Regions from separate parts of the Homo sapiens genome. Here region 2 is linked to region 1. Evidence: chromatin loops called from intact Hi-C (ENCODE). Cell type or tissue: CD4-positive, alpha-beta T cell. All regions are shown on one strand. Each heading gives the region's core, and the rest is flanking DNA. Links, peaks and the distances in the headings are about the cores only.

The links. A loop is a pair of places that touch in the nucleus more often than their neighbours do. Peaks named below come from ENCODE experiments on the same cell type or tissue, not always from the same donor. Only the 100,000 strongest peaks of a DNase experiment are listed, where the experiment ranks them.
Region 2: a loop joins it to region 1, with 6 times the contacts of the local background. A loop is called at or near these places in 15 of 110 quality-filtered maps.

The regions. Positions count from the first base shown.
Region 1 is chr22:20,283,743-20,289,099 of GRCh38, forward strand. No RefSeq gene overlaps it. Among named protein-coding and RNA genes, the nearest start is that of RTN4R, 18 kb to the left of the region's middle. RefSeq lists an enhancer at 1-670 and a silencer at 2,079-2,148. In CD4-positive, alpha-beta T cell, for the core only: a CTCF peak has its summit at 2,216 (motif pointing left); a DNase peak (open chromatin) is centred at 2,169.
Region 2 is chr22:19,968,599-19,973,955 of GRCh38, forward strand. It overlaps COMT (catechol-O-methyltransferase), which reads left to right. Exons shown (of 6, transcript NM_000754.4): 6 at 1-1,377. The coding sequence ends at 138. It overlaps ARVCF (ARVCF delta catenin family member), which reads right to left. Exons shown (of 20, transcript NM_001670.3): 13 at 5,045-5,195; 14 at 4,521-4,719; 15 at 4,327-4,438; 16 at 4,139-4,229; 17 at 3,760-3,813; 18 at 3,288-3,373; 19 at 2,618-2,737; 20 at 1,298-2,145. The coding sequence ends at 2,630. Among named protein-coding and RNA genes, the nearest start is that of MIR4761, 7.5 kb to the left of the region's middle. In CD4-positive, alpha-beta T cell, for the core only: a CTCF peak has its summit at 2,065 (motif pointing right); a DNase peak (open chromatin) is centred at 2,063.

The DNA.
Region 1 (5,357 bases), core at 154-5,153:
GTGTATCTGGGGCTCTGACATGAGTGAGATTGTTCCGGGGCCTGTGCTGCCCAGCCTCTTCCCCAACAGCTTCCTCTGGAGGCAAGGGGCTTGGCAGGAGCTGCAGGGAGCCAATTATCCCTGAGGCAAGCTGGCTGCAGATAATTGGGAAGACAGGCTTTTCACCAGCAGCCAAGCTCTGGGGCGCACTCGCCACACCAGGACTTGGGACTTGAGGATCCAGAGGTCTGCCAAACCCCACGCCTGATTGGGAGCCCCATGTGCTGCCATCTACCAGGGGAGGTGGCATTTTCTTGGCAACTGAGGGGGGAAGCCAGGTGCTGAGGTGTGGCCCACGGGACGCCTCGCCTGGGGACCTCCCAGCCCTTCTCCTCTGCCTCCTAGGGGCCTCCTCTCCTTACACATGAAAACCTCCAATGTCTAGCCCAGGGCTCCAGATTAGGGGTCAGTGCCGCCCCCAGCCCAACTTCCTCTGGGAAGTGTGGGGTTCTCCCCGGGGCACTCAGGCCTCTTTCTTACAGGGCTTCCCAAGGGGAGGCATCCAGAGGAAGGCAAAGGCTGTGATCAGGTAGAACCCGCTGGACGCCCCCACCATCTCCCTCCATCAACATCAAAAGACAAGCTGACCACCCCCAATGCAAGGTGGACATTAGGGTTAAACCCTGAGTGACCAGCACTCAGCTCCCAGCCTGGCCGGGATGCAGTGGGGTGGGGTGTGGTGGGCTCATGGGGCTGGTGAGAGCCCGGTGGGGTGGGTTTCAGGTGCTGCTTGTCCAGGGCTCAGCTCTGTTCCTTGGGGCTCCCTCAGCCCAAGGGCCCACCTCCCCTCTGGGCAGCCCCGATCGGCGTGTTCTGCCTCGGCCAGCTGTCAGCCACCTGCAGCTCCTCCCTCATTGCACCACCCTGGAGCATCACGGTGCCCAGGGCAGGCCGTGGAGACCTGGCTAGCCCATGGTCTGCTCAGTCCTCACCAGCTGTTGTGACAGAAACAAGTCTGTGCTGATGAGCTGAGCCGACCAGGCTGCAGCCCTCACTTCAGGAGAGGGTCAGGCCCAGCCAGGCCTGGTGAGCAGGTGTGGGGAAGGATGGGTGCTCATGTGCGGGAAGTTTCTCAAGAGTGGTGGAAGGAGGATAGACAACGAGGGCCCAGTGGATAGGGCGGGGAGGCAGGAAGAGGGGACAGAGAGGGGACCAGTGAAGGAGAGTGGAGGGTACTGCCCCCCTGGGGGAAGGATGGGGTGGGGCTGGTGTTAGCTGGGTTGGGTGTGTGGGTCTGGCAGGGAGCCGGGCATGGGAGTGGGTCCCGAGGAATGCTAGGTTGGAGCCAGGACCATGGGCCTCACCAGTCATAGAAGCCTCACCTCAGGGCAGAGGGGGCTGACAGACTGGGCTGACGGGAAGGGGGGCTTCCTGTCACCAGAGAACATAAAGGGACCACTAGTGGCCTGGGCCATGAGGCTCTGTGGCCCTCAAGGTGCTGAGCTCAAGGTGGGCCCAGCCCATGGCTGCCTTTGTGGGGACCCCACAAGGAGATGCTGGCCTCTGAGGATGCTCAGACCTGGTTCAGCATGGCCAGGCCCTGGCCTAGCCCAAGGTCAGCACTGGCCACTACCCTGGGGGCTGAGTCTCCGTCTCGCCCTGTGACATGGTGCCCACACTATGAGCCAGTGTCAACCCTTTGCCCATACACCGGGAGCCTTGTGTGTCCATACTCATGGCTGAGGGCCTGTTTGGGGGTCTCTGTGTTGGGGGAGGTGGGTCCAGGGTGCGTGGCCCCTGGGATTGTTCATCATGAGTGCCACCTGGAAGGTGCTGGAGCCTCACCCGTCCTCCAGAGTGTTTTGGGGAGATCCTGTGCTGGCATCTTGGCTGGGCCAGGATGGTGTCTAGGAGGGACCCTTGGGAGGGAAGCAGGGGCATCAGGGGGCCTGGTGCTGGGGTGGGTGGCAGGAGAGGCCTGGAGGGCGGCGGCCCAAGCCAGTGGCTGGGCAGGTGTCAGGAGGGAGAGGGGTGAGGCCTGGCCTCCCTGCCACAGCTTAGCCAGGGCCTGGGGTGTCTTGGGGTGGGACAAGGCCCAGGGCAGAGGCAGGGCTGCTTGCATGCAGGGTGGCCACATCCCGGCCTGGTGAGTGCCGGCCACTCAGTTCTGTGGCCCTCTGCTGCCCTCTGCCGGCCGCCTCTGTCCCTGCAGGCCCAGCCATCTACCTGCAGGTCTGGACAGACCCTCAGAGCCTAGGCTGGGAGGTCTCAGGAGTCAAGACAGGGTTGAATCCCATTTGAGGGCATCTGAAGGAGTGAGAGCCTATGTCAATCCCCTGCCCAGCCTTGCCTCGGCCAGTGGCTCCCAGGGGACTCTGGTGGGCAGTGGCTAAAGATGACAGAGGGGCTCAGAGAGGCTGAGCTGCTCTGTAAGGTTGCACAGTGAGCAGGGGCCGAGTGGCCTTGGGAGAGGCAACAGCAGGAGGGTCCTCGTCATGGCCACAGCCCAGGGACAGGAAACCCCTGCTGGGTTCCCCCACCAAGTAGCTCCCATTCCCAGCCCTTAGGGTGTCTCAGGAGAGGTTCCGGGGGAGGTCCCACCTGCCTCCTGCCTTCTCCCCCAACCACACCCTAAATGGGTCCCAGCTCCCCAGCCCCTCCCACAAGGGCTCACCCGCCAGAGCTCGGGGAGAGGCCCTGCAGGGCGGCTGTTCCTCCGTGTGCTGCAGTCCTCTGGACACTGAAAGCCAATCCCATCCATCTTAATGGCATTTAATATGCACAGTGAAAGTCAGCAGCCACAGCCACGGGCGTGTGCTCAGGGCAAGGTTTACACGCGGATGCCACCAGGCTTAGCCCATGAGTGGCCTCCTGGGTCCCAGGAGACCTGTGGGGTGGGGGTGCAGCTGGGTGGGCCATGGTAGCAGAGACCTGGGGAGGGGATGTGGGAGGTAGGAACTGGGCTAGGCAGGGACTCAGGGGAGGCTGAGGCCTGGAACAGGGAGACTGAGACCTCAAGGAGGCTGGGACATTGGGAGTCAAGACTTGGGGAAGCTGGAACATGGGCAGGCCGAGACGCAGGGGTTTAAGAATGAGGGTCTGGTGCAGACCTGAGTTGGAGCCCAGCCGCTGCTGGCCCCACGTAGCTGGAGAGTGTGCTGACCCCATGGTGGCTAGAGAATGTGCTGTTGGTAGGGAAGGCAAGTGCTGGGAAGGGAAAAGTGTGGTCCATTTAAATGATACGGAAGCAGGGGAGGGAAGTGCTGGGTAGAGGAGGGCATGGTCCCAGACTAGGGCTCCAACCCCACGGACCTAGGTGAGAACAGGCACTTCCTACCCAAATGTTGCATTTCTCACGACCACCCTAGCCTGCCACGCCCCCATCCTGTGCTTATAAAATCCCCCGAGACCTTAGCAGGCAGACACAGGCAGCTGGACGTGGAGAGGAACACATCAGCGGAGACACACACGGGCGGCTGGATGTCGAGATGAACGCACTGATAGGCACCGGCATGCTGGCAGGCCACTGACTGGCAGAACCACACGGAGTTTGGCTGGGGCAGTTGGAGGACAGCCCGGGTGCACAGCGGCCCCACTCCAGGGGAAAACCTTCCCACTCCACCCCCTTCTAGCTTCCCCTATCTGCTGGGAGCCACCTCCCCTCAATAAAACCTTGCACTCATTCTCCAAGTCCACGTGTGATCTGACTCTTCTGGTACACAAAGGCAAGAACCCCAGGATCCAGAAAGCCCTCTGACTAACACAAGCCACCCTACAGACGACAAACTAAAAAAGCCCCCGTGACACACGCCCACTGGGGCTTCAGCTGTAAACCTTCACCCCTAGACACTGCTGTGGGGTCGGAGCTCCACAGCCTGCCCGTCTGTAAGCTCCCCTAGAGGTTTGGGCAGCAGAGCACTGAAGAAGCGAGCCACTCCCCTTCTCACACACCCTGCTAGGGCAACAAGGGAACTTTTTCCGTTTCACTGGCCCAAGGTGGCTGGACAGTGTGCTGGCCCCACGGTAGCTGGAGAGTGTGTCGCGCTCCCTGGCTTTCCTCCTGATGTATAAAATGAGTTAGCGGGTCCTGGGGGCTGTTCCCACAGTGACGTGGTGGAGGCTGACCCTGACACCCACCCCTGCTGAATGCTCAGTGAATGGTGGTTGCTGTCAGGAAGCATCATTGCTGTCCTCCATCAGTGTCTGTGGGGCTAGGTGACTCTTGGAGGATGCTTCCAGCAACGTTGCACTGCCAAGACAGAGGCCGTCCACCTGCCTCTGGGCTTCCTGGTGTGAACAGATGGATGGATGCGTGGGCCTGCTGCGTGCAGGGAGCTGAGGCTGGGTCTTCACCTATGGGCAGGAGGCTACACAGGGCTCTGGGAGAGACAGCACTGTGGCTGGGACAGAGCCCATGTGATGAGATGCCCTCGGTGCCCCTGGCCTCCCTCCTCGCTCCTGCCCCTCTGGAACATCACCCAGAGCCCCCCTTGCTCTTTTGGGGGATGTCTGGGTGTCTGCGGTTGCTGTCACTCTTGATCCCACCCACCCACCCCTGCAGGTTGCTGGCAGGACAAGTGCAGGAGTCATCTCATGGCTTTCCCTGGGATCTCTGTACCCGCTGAGAGCCGGGAGCTGCACACAGCCTGTCCACCATCCTGGGAACTCACCCTGTTGCTGCCGCTTGTCCTGGGTCATCCTGGGGCTCACTCCTTGCCATTCAGACCCCTGTGAGGAGAGCACTGGCTGTGAGTTGCTCTGTGGCTAGTGATGGCAAGGCAGGGCCTGGAGTAGATCCATCACGAATAGTTCTTTTTTTTTTTTTTTTTTTTGAGATGGAGTCTCGCTCTGTCACCAGGCTGGAGTGTGCGATCTCGGCTCACTGCAACCTCCGACTCCCTGGTTCAAGCAATTCTCCTGCCTCAGCCTCCTGAGTAGCTGGGATTAAAGGCACATGTCCCTATGCCCAGCTAATTTTTGTATTTTTAGTAGAGATGGGGTTTCACCATGTTGGCCAGGACGGTTTCGATCTCCTGACCTCGTGATCCACCTGCCTCAGCCTCCCAAAGTGCTGGGATTACAGGTGTGAGCCACGGTGCCCAGCTGAGAATTCTTAATGAAATGGGAACATGCCTCCCACGAAATGCACAGGGGCCTGCAGTGATAGAGTGGCCTCAGGTATGTGCACAGGTGTGAACACGCCTTCCACAGAGGGCAGTGGACGTGCACATGCCTCACACACACTGTGGCGCAGGGCAAGTGTCCCACATGTGTTCATGCTTGCGCACATGTCAGTGGGCTGGATGTGTGTGTGCACACCTGTGTCATGCCTGCAGAGAAGACAGTGGAGAGAAATATGCCCAAATCTCCCCTCTGGG
Region 2 (5,357 bases), core at 74-5,073, 320 kb before region 1:
CCAGACTTCCTAGCACACGTGCGCGGGAGCAGCTGCTTTGAGTGCACACACTACCAATCGTTCCTGGAATACAGGGAGGTGGTGGACGGCCTGGAGAAGGCCATCTACAAGGGCCCAGGCAGCGAAGCAGGGCCCTGACTGCCCCCCCGGCCCCCCTCTCGGGCTCTCTCACCCAGCCTGGTACTGAAGGTGCCAGACGTGCTCCTGCTGACCTTCTGCGGCTCCGGGCTGTGTCCTAAATGCAAAGCACACCTCGGCCGAGGCCTGCGCCCTGACATGCTAACCTCTCTGAACTGCAACACTGGATTGTTCTTTTTTAAGACTCAATCATGACTTCTTTACTAACACTGGCTAGCTATATTATCTTATATACTAATATCATGTTTTAAAAATATAAAATAGAAATTAAGAATCTAAATATTTAGATATAACTCGACTTAGTACATCCTTCTCAACTGCCATTCCCCTGCTGCCCTTGACTTGGGCACCAAACATTCAAAGCTCCCCTTGACGGACGCTAACGCTAAGGGCGGGGCCCCTAGCTGGCTGGGTTCTGGGTGGCACGCCTGGCCCACTGGCCTCCCAGCCACAGTGGTGCAGAGGTCAGCCCTCCTGCAGCTAGGCCAGGGGCACCTGTTAGCCCCATGGGGACGACTGCCGGCCTGGGAAACGAAGAGGAGTCAGCCAGCATTCACACCTTTCTGACCAAGCAGGCGCTGGGGACAGGTGGACCCCGCAGCAGCACCAGCCCCTCTGGGCCCCATGTGGCACAGAGTGGAAGCATCTCCTTCCCTACTCCCCACTGGGCCTTGCTTACAGAAGAGGCAATGGCTCAGACCAGCTCCCGCATCCCTGTAGTTGCCTCCCTGGCCCATGAGTGAGGATGCAGTGCTGGTTTCTGCCCACCTACACCTAGAGCTGTCCCCATCTCCTCCAAGGGGTCAGACTGCTAGCCACCTCAGAGGCTCCAAGGGCCCAGTTCCCAGGCCCAGGACAGGAATCAACCCTGTGCTAGCTGAGTTCACCTGCACCGAGACCAGCCCCTAGCCAAGATTCTACTCCTGGGCTCAAGGCCTGGCTAGCCCCCAGCCAGCCCACTCCTATGGATAGACAGACCAGTGAGCCCAAGTGGACAAGTTTGGGGCCACCCAGGGACCAGAAACAGAGCCTCTGCAGGACACAGCAGATGGGCACCTGGGACCACCTCCACCCAGGGCCCTGCCCCAGACGCGCAGAGGCCCGACACAAGGGAGAAGCCAGCCACTTGTGCCAGACCTGAGTGGCAGAAAGCAAAAAGTTCCTTTGCTGCTTTAATTTTTAAATTTTCTTACAAAAATTTAGGTGTTTACCAATAGTCTTATTTTGGCTTATTTTTAATGCTTTTTCTCAGTGTTTTTCTTCTGTTTCTGAGTCACGAACAGCAGGCACTGAAAGCAGTCCCCCAGCCACTGCCGAAGGTCAGTCCCGGAGGTGCTGCCCAGGCTCCAGGCAGATGCGGCAGCCCCGGCCCCAGCCAGCATGGGCTGGAGAAAGGCTCTCTACTGCACAGGGGCCTCACGTGACTGCAGGGCTCTGGGGAGGTGGGGCACCTGTAGCCTGACCCCCACCTTGCTGCTTCCAAAGCTTCCTTGCCCAGGGCTGGGCCTTGTGGGGCACCCCCCACACCGTGGTCTGCCTGCCTGCAGGGTGCCCAGGGAGACCCTCCGCCTTTAGAAGTCCAAGTTCTTTCCCAGCCCCCTCCCTGCCTAGCTGCCTGCCCCTGGCGCCAGACCTGGCCCGCACCACTGGGGCACTGTGTTCCCAGGGGCACCCTCCTATCCCACCAGCCCCAAAGCCCAGCCAGGCACCCTTCCCTGCCACCTCCCTGGGCCCTGCCCCAGCAGCCCAGTCGGCCTCCTCGGGCCTTCTGTCACTCGCTCACACACAGCACCATGTCAGTAAACAGCTAACTCAGGCCTAGGGAGTTAGGTAGGATGGGGGGAGTGGGGTGGGGGGGCAGGAGGGTGTCCCCAAAGTCAGGCTTGGCTGGGGCGAGGCGCTGCCAACCCCTGCCGCCAGGGGGCTCCAAGCTCCACGGCACGATCTGCTCAGGGTGGCCCTTCTTCCACGATCCAAGCCCTAAGAACAAGAGGCTGGGCCTGGGCCCTGCAGAGGGAAAGGGGATGGTGGACGCTGCAGCCACTGAGTGGCACAGGACCACGTGTAACCTCAGGGCAGGGCAGCCAACTCCACAGGCTACATGGATGGAGATGTGGATAGAAGCATCTGCCCTGGGTGGTGTGGGCTGACCCCAAGGGTCTTGGCACCAGGGCTGATCCTGACTTGCTGGTCCCCGAAGGGCGTTGGAGGGTATGGTGCCCATCCCTACTCTGGTCCCATTTCCTCAGGCCCCTGATCCCACAGTGCCTGGGACAGGGCTGTGGGCCCAGGGAGCACCCTCCCTCTCTGACCTCTGCCTGGTCTTTCCGGGAATGGGCCACTGGGCTGCTGGACTGGAGGCCAAAGTCCTGCGGGGAACGTGCGGGAAGAGCAGAGCGTGCAGGCAGCGGAGACTAACAAGAAGCCCTGGCCCAGAGGGCAGGAACAGGTGGACGAACAACCAGATGAGAGAACGTACCAGGCATGCAAGCTAGACCCAGGAATCAACGGGCTGAGGCTTAGCGTCCCCTACGGCGTCCACCAGCCTGACCGCGGGCCTGCTGGGCCCGGGGGGAGGGGCCTTCCTGCTGGGGTCGAGCTGCAGCGCACGGGTGGGCATTAGAGGCACAATAGAGCAGGTTAGTTAGAGCTCCTGGGGGGACAGGGCAGGGGCAGGGCCGAGGCTGGCGATGTAAGGGTTGGCCTGCCAGGACAGCACAGGTAGCACCAAGGGCGCAGGGAGCCGGAAACGTGTGGCTCACACGGGCCCAGGGCGGGCACGTGCACACACACAGGCCTGCACAGGAAGCCAGGGGATTGGCACACAGCAGGCAGCAGGTCCTGCCATCGCTGGTGGACCCTGGTGGGCTCTCACACGCACATGCACAGAAGGGTGCACACACACTAGCTCACAGGCTCTGGCCCATGCAGGGTGTGGCCGGGCAGTGTTGTCCCCAGTGGGTGGGAGCTGCAAACTTGTCAGTACCCACAGACTGACTGGCGTGAAGGGGCTGCTTCCTGGGCTTGGCCCCACAACCCAGCTGTACCCCAGGGCCCAGACCAGACCCAGCATGGCCTAGGCTGCTCTCCAGCAACCCCTAGACACGGGGCCTCACCGGGGACCTGCCCACAGCCACATGACCACTTACTTTCAAGGGTTCCTTCTCAGAGGCCTCTCCTGCAGAGCTGGCGCCCCGTGGCCTCCGCTCCCTCCGGTCCACCGTGGAGTATCCGTCTGTAGATGGGGTAAGGTGGGGCATGAGGGGCGCTCTGAGGGAGGCCCTGTAGGAGCAGATCTCCCTCTCAGCCCAGACACAGGGGACTCGTGGGACAGGGGCTTTGGGAGACAGCCCCCACCCACCCTGTCCTGGAGATCCAGGCTGGTGCCAGCTCTCACCAACACCCTGCCAACTCTCCAGACTCCCCTCCACTTGTGGGTCAGAGCCCCTGGCTGAGCACTAATCCCTCTCTAGCTGCCCTGTACCTCACCCTCTAAGCACCCCTAAACCAAATATCTCTCCTCCACCCAGCACCATCTACACCCCATAAAACCAGCAGGCCCACTTCAGGCCTTGGTCCCCTCCCGGCACAGAAAACCAACCACACTGCATCTGCACTCACCTGGGCCCAGCGCATCCATGGGGATCACATCCCGGCTGCCAGTTTTCTCGCCCTCTGCAAGGCAGGAGGAGGAGACGGGCTGCATGTGGCAGCCAGGGGGGATCGGGGCAGAGAAGCCCACACAGGGCTGGCCCAGGTAGCCCTAGAGGCTCTCTGTCACTAAGGTGCCCAACCTCTGCCAGCTGGCAGCCTCACCCCAGCTTGACAACAGCGCGGATGCTGTGGGAAGGGAGTAGCCAAGAGGCAGAGGGCAGGGAAAGTGGCCTATGGAAGCCGTCTCAGTGGGAGGCCTGACTCCTCCTTCACCTTCACCCAAGGGTCAGGCAACTGGGGCAGCTGGGGTCGCCACCCTCTAGGCTCCCTAAGCTCCACCACTCACCAAGGCTCTTGTCCACCAGTGGCAGCGTGCTGTCATCGAAGCCCCCAGGACTCAGTGCTCCCTTAGGCCCCTTGGCAGTAGCAGCAGCTGACTGAGACATAAAACACAGACACAGGGTGGGTGAAGCACATGGAGTGGGAATAAGGCAAAGTGAGCAGGGAATGGAAGGAAGGCCAGGGAAGCCGCACCTGGAAGCGCGCCTTGGTCCAACCATCTTTCTGCAAGGTACCACGCAGCTCCTTGTAGCTCCACACTGTCTGCAGCACGTGTGACGCCGCCTTCGCTTCGCGTACCGATTGGCTGTGGGGCCGGGGGCGGGGTCAGTGGTGGCCCCTCCCCCACCTCCGCGGCTCCCCAAGCCACCGACCCCGCCCCTCCACACCTGGAGGCCACGAGAGCCACCAACGCTGGCACCCCGCGTGCCTGCAGGAGCGAGCGCGCGTTATCCAGGCTGTCGGACACGATTTCGTGGATGGTGTTGAGCACCGCCACCACGGTGTCTTCCTCCAGGCAGGCCCCCGGTCGCGGCGGAGCCTGTGCATTGCGCACATTCCGCACAAGCTCAGCCATGGCGTAGCTCCCTGAGGGGCAGGACTAGGTGTCAGAACACACCTCTGCCCCACCTCTCCAGGAAGGAGCAGGGATCCCGCGAGGGCGAGGGGCACTGCCAGGAGAGCCCCTGGAGACCGCCTGTGTGCAGGCGGTCACAGGAGCCCCTGTGAGCAGGGCGCTGAGCTTCAGAGACAGGGCCGGGGGGACTGGAGCTACCTCCAGTTGGGACAGCGCCCAAGCGAGAGGGCCGGGGCCTGGACTCCCAAACCACTCATCCTCCAAGCCCCTCCGATGGGACCCCAAAGCTGCAGGCACAGTTCGGTGCCCAGGCGTGGGCTTTGCAGGCGTCCTCACCGATGAGGTCTTTGTTGCGCCGGTCCAGCGAGAGGTTGCGCAGAGCGATGGCGACGGCGCGCACCACCTTGTCGGTCTCAGACTGCAGCAGTTCCACAAGCACCGGCAGCCCGCGCTCTTTGCGCACTGTGGCGCGGATGTACGTGGCCCACTGCGGAGGCGGGGAGAGGGTTGCTCAGACATACATGCCAGGCACTCTCCCACCTCCAGACGCTGACCGCTCTCTCCAGCTGGACCTTCCTGCTCCCGTGCCCGACAAAGCCCTACCCCAAAAGCTCAACGGCACCTCCACCGAGGTTTTCCCACCGTCCAG